Regions from separate parts of the Homo sapiens genome. Here region 2 is linked to region 1. A link is a loop called in an ENCODE intact Hi-C map of the cell type or tissue named here. Cell type or tissue: prostate gland. All regions are shown on one strand.

Region 1 (2,500 bases):
CTGCCCAAAACCACCACAACCAAGATGGCCAGGAAAGTGACCTCTGATCGTCCTCACTGCTCATTATATGCTAATTATAATATTTTAGCATGATAAAAGTGTCTTTTTTTTTTTTTTTTTTTTTTTTTTTTTTTGCACCATGACAGTTTACAAATGCCATGGTAATGTCCAGAAGTTACCCTATATGGTCTAAAAGAGGGGGAAGAACCTTCAGTTCCAGGAACTGCCCACCCCTTTCCTGGAAAACTCCTGAATAATCCACCCCTTGTTTGGCATATAGTCAGGAAGTAACTACAATCAGTTGAGCAGCCCACGCTGGTGCTCTGCCTATGGAGTAGCCCTTCTTTATTCCTTTGCTTTCTTAATAAACTTGCTTTCACTTTACTCTATGGAATCGCCTGGAATTTTTGCCCAAGGTCCAAGAACTCTCTCTTGGGGTCTGGATCGGGACCCCTTTCTGGTATCAGTAACACCTTTCTGGTTAATATTCTCAGCCATGTGTGCGCAAGTCCCTCTAAGGCCAGAAGCACGGAGAATGGCTCAGGGTTTGGGGCTTCATCGCCCCTGCGGTCCCCGAACCCTTTCCCCCGACCCCCCGGAGGCCTCGGGGCTGTGCCGAGGGACAGGGGCTCCGGATGCCAGATGCTCTCCATCCTCACCTTCCTATGGAAGCTTGGAAAAGTCAGGTCTCTGAGGCCACTGAAGCTAAAAATTGGGACTTCGGTTTGGGGCGGCAAGCGGGGAGTCAGCCTACGCGGGGTGGCGGGTGCGGAGGGAACGGGGACTCGGCGGCCGGCAGCCTGGGGCGGCACTACGGCGACAGATCGGGACTCGTTCCCTTAAGCGCGAGGTGGGGGCTTAGCCTCTGGTAGGGCGGGTGGGGATTCGGCCGCCGGCGGCGTAGACCATCACTTAGTCTTGGAGCGGAAGGCCGGGTTAGACCTAGGATAAAAAATGCTGAATTCCTTTTCTGGGGGGAAAACTGCGGGATCCGCCTCTGGAGGAAACAGCGGGGCTGAGCCCCTCGGGGAGAGGCGGGGACTAAGCCTCAGGAGCGGGAAGCCGGGAAGCGGGGATTCCATTCGACTCCGGAGAGGGGGACTCCGCTTTCGAATGGAGAGCCGGGACCTTGGCGTCTGGGCCCCGCGGAAGATCGGGAGCCAGCGGGCGCGGTGGCTCACGCCTGTGATCCCAGCACTTTGGGAGGGGGAGTTCGAGACCAGCCTGGGTGACACAGCGAGACTCTCGCTCAAAATAAAAATAGTAAGAGGGAAGGGCCAAGGCAGGGAGGGCGGGCCTGTTGCAGCGCCGGGGCTGGGGTCCGGGCTTCGGGTCGTCCCTGCACCTGGCTTCCTTTCTGAAAGGCCTCCAGATCCTCTGCGAAGGCCCCCTGGGCTCCCCCGGCGGGGCCCGCAGCTCTCCCCCGCGCTGAATCTGAGGAACTGGGCCCGGAAGCTCGCGAGTCTCGGTCCTGGCGGTTCGGGCGGGCGCCCCCTGTTGGCCAAGTTGGGACTTGCCATTGCGGCAAAACCTGCGATTCGGGGCAGGGGCAGGCAGTGGGGGGACAGCCTGGAACCAGAACGCGAAACCCAGCCTCACGGTAAGAAGTGGAGACCTAGTGGACACTAGCAGGTATGTGTGAAAGCAACCTCAAAATCACACGTTCTCTGCCAGGGTAAGCATTTGTTGTGAGTTAGAGCGACTTGAGATGAATTTAAGCAGTATAATTTATCTGTCTCTCTCTGAGGCAGGGTCTCCCTTTGTCCCCCAGGCTGGAGTGCAGTGGTATGATCATGCCTCACTGCAGCCTCGACCTCCCCAGCTCAAGCAGATCCTAAGCCTCCCAAGTAGCTAGGAGCACAGGTGTGTGCTACCATGCCCAGCTAATTTTATTTTGTAGAGAGACAGGGTCTTACTATGTTGCCCAGTCTGGTCTTGAACTCCTGGGCTCAAGGGATCCTCCTGCCTAGGCCTCCCAAAGTGATGGGATTATGGGAGTGGGCCACACCAGCTATCCTAAGCAGTATTTTCAAAGAGGCTCAGAATCACACTTCGATTTTTTTTTTTTTTTTTTTGAGACGGGGTCTCTGTCACCCAGGCTGGAGTGCAGTGGCACGATCTCAGCTCACTGCAACTGTTACCAGAAAGGTGTCCCATCCAGACTCCAAGAGAGGATTCTTGGATCGTGTGTAAGAAAGAAAGAATTCTTAGCCAGGCGTGGTGGTGGGCCCCTGTAATCCCAGCTACTGGGGAGGCTGAGGCAGGAGAATCACGTGAATCCAGGACGCAGAGGTTGCAGTGAGCCAAGATCGCACCATTGCATCCTAGCCCAGGCCAGAGTGCGAGATTCCGTCTCAAAAAAAAAAAAAAAAAAAAAGTACACATAGCTATGGAGTGGGGTTTAGCTGGAAAAGGTGACCTTGCAACTTCAAGTCAACTTCTGGCTCCTCAAACAGTAGGATGGCAGTAAGGCAGGGAAGTTGTTTTCCCATTTCTCACT
Region 2 (2,500 bases), 330 kb before region 1:
TTGTTGTTTGTTTGTTTTGAGACAGAGTCTTGCTCTGTCACCCAGGCTGGAGTGCAGTGGCACGATCTCGGCTCACTGCAACGTCTGCTTCCCAGGTTCAAGCAATTCTCCTGCCTAGGCTTCCTGTAGCTGGGATTACAGGCACCCAGCACCACACCCAGCTAATTTTTGTATTTTTAGTAGAGACACGGTTTCACCATGTTGGCCAGGCTGGTTTTGAACTCCTGGCCTCAAGTGCTCTGCCCACCTTGGCCTCCTAAAGTGCTGGGACTACAAGTGTGAGCCACCATGCCCGGCTGAAAGTGGTTTCTTGAGATGGCATCTACTATTGTGAACACTGTTGAAATGACAACAAAGGATTCGGAGTATTACATATACTTAGTTAATAAAGCAGCGGCGTGGTTTGAAAGGATTAACTCCAATTTTGAAAGTTCTATTTTGGATAAAATGCTATCAGACAGCATTGCATGCTACTGAGAAATCTTTCATGAAAGGAAGAGCCCACTGTTGTGGCAACTTCATTGTTGTTTTAAGAAATTATGATAGCCACCCTAACCTTCAGCAACCACAACTCAGATTAATTAGTAGTCATCATCACTGAGGCAAGACCCTCCACCAGCACAAATACTACACGTTGCTTAAGACTCTGATAATCACTAGCATATTTTAGCAATAAAGTATTTTTAAGTTACGTACTTTTGTTTAGACATAATGCTATTGCACACCTAATATACTACAGTATACTGTAAACATAAAACTTTTATATGGACTGGGAAACCAAAAAAATTCATGTGACGTGTTTTGCAATATTCATTATATTGTTGTAGTCTGGAACTGAACCCATAATATCTCCAAAGCATGTCTGTATATACTTTGGCATTATTTGAATTTACAACCCATATGCATTTCTTTTGACATTCTATAACTAAAATCATTGGGTGAAAAAACATCTGATAGGAAAATAGATATTCATACAAATCTAGCATGCCAGTTATCAACGCATTGCCTCTCAGCTCCAAATTCACCCTTTAACCCATGTTCTGTGGTAATGGTCAGCATTCCTTTAAACATTTCTCCTTTATAGTGAGCATGTTAAGCTTTCTCAGCAGAGGGCGCTGGAAGGACACTGCACTAGGAAGGGGCCCTCCTGTGCTTCCAGGGTTGGTGGTCAGCCAGCAGTCAGGGTGTGAGAATATCTAGTACTGCTCCGCCCCAGCCACACATCCGCAAAGCATGGTCCCTCAGCAACATCGCAGCACTTTCCGGATCACCTTCTCAAGCTGTCTGGACAGACGCTGCACTCCAGGCTTCCTGCCCACACCAGGTCCCCACTTCCTCTCTATACCAAGATGCCTGGCCACTGGCTGCATCCTGCCTGTGCACTAGTGTTTCCACCAATGTCCTCTGCACACCTGTATGCCCAGCCACAGGTTTTTTGAGACAGCGTCTCGCTCTGTCGCCCAGGCTGGAGTACAGTGGCACGATCTCGGCTCCTGCAAGCTCCGCCTCCCGACTTCACGCCATCCTCCTACCTCAGCCTCCTGAGTAGCTGAGACTACAGGAGCCTGCCATCACGCCCAGCTAATTTTTTTTGTATTTTTAGTAGAGACGGGGTTTCACCGTGTTAGCCAGGATGGTCTCGATCTCCTGACCTTGTGATCTGCCTGCCTCGGCTTCCCAAAGTGTTGGGATTACAGGTGTGAGCCACCTCGCCCAGCCTGTGTGTTTTTTGTTTTTTTTTTTTGAGACGGAGTTTTGCTCTTGTTGCCCAGGCTGGAGTGCAATGGAGCAATACCGGCTCACTGCAACCTCTGCCTCCCAGGTTCCAGCAATTCTCCTGCCTCAGCCTCCCAAGTAGCTGGGATTACAGGCACGCACCACCATGCCCAGCTAATTTTGTAGTTTTAGTAGAGATGGGGTTTCACCATGTTGGCCAGGCTGGTCTCAAACTGGTATCGTTAGTAGAGACGGGGTTTCTCCACGTTGGTCAGGCTGATCTCGAACCCCCAACCTCAGGTGATCTGCCCACCTCGGCCTCCCAAAGTGTTAGGATTACAGGCGTGAGCCACCATGCCCGGCCTACCTTGCCATATTGACACTGTGTGTTGCAGGCCTCCTGCCTGCACCAGCACTCCCATTCACACCGTCCACCTAACACCCCAGGCTGAGAGTTGCAGCTTGCCTACGTCTTTACATCCCTTGTGGCCTCAGAGGGTTGCTTCTTGCTTGTCTGATATTATAGACCAGCTCCAACCTGGGCAAACCAACTTCTCTGCCATCCAGTGGGCTGCAACTGTATTTTTCCAACGAGGTCTGAACCCTAGCCTGAAGACAGGCTCCCTCTTCCAAGTTTGTCATTCCTTGGGTACTCTTCCTTGGCCCCAGGCTATCATAAAATTTTCTTATATCTCATATTCTTTTTCTTTTTTTTTTTTTTTTTTGACAGTCTTACTCTATCGCCCAGCTACAGTGCAGTGGTGTGATTGGCTCACTGTAGCCA

What was found. A loop is a pair of places that touch in the nucleus more often than their neighbours do. Peaks named below come from ENCODE experiments on the same cell type or tissue, not always from the same donor. Only the 100,000 strongest peaks of a DNase experiment are listed, where the experiment ranks them.
Region 2: a loop joins it to region 1, with 3.0 times the contacts of the local background. A loop is called at or near these places in 4 of 110 quality-filtered maps.

Annotation. Positions count from the first base shown.
Region 1 is chr20:2,523,555-2,526,054 of GRCh38, reverse strand. It overlaps a transcript of ZNF343 not described here. Among named protein-coding and RNA genes, the nearest start is that of TMC2, 12 kb to the left of the region's middle. RefSeq lists a silencer at 1,241-1,410. In prostate gland, a CTCF peak has its summit at 1,511 (motif pointing left); DNase peaks (open chromatin) are centred at 284, 972 and 1,484; H3K4me3 peaks cover 1,470 bases; H3K27ac peaks cover 1,370 bases.
Region 2 is chr20:2,850,907-2,853,406 of GRCh38, reverse strand. The region is part of intron 1 of VPS16 (VPS16 core subunit of CORVET and HOPS complexes); the gene reads right to left. Among named protein-coding and RNA genes, the nearest start is that of VPS16, 11 kb to the right of the region's middle. In prostate gland, a CTCF peak has its summit at 1,117 (motif pointing right); a DNase peak (open chromatin) is centred at 1,146.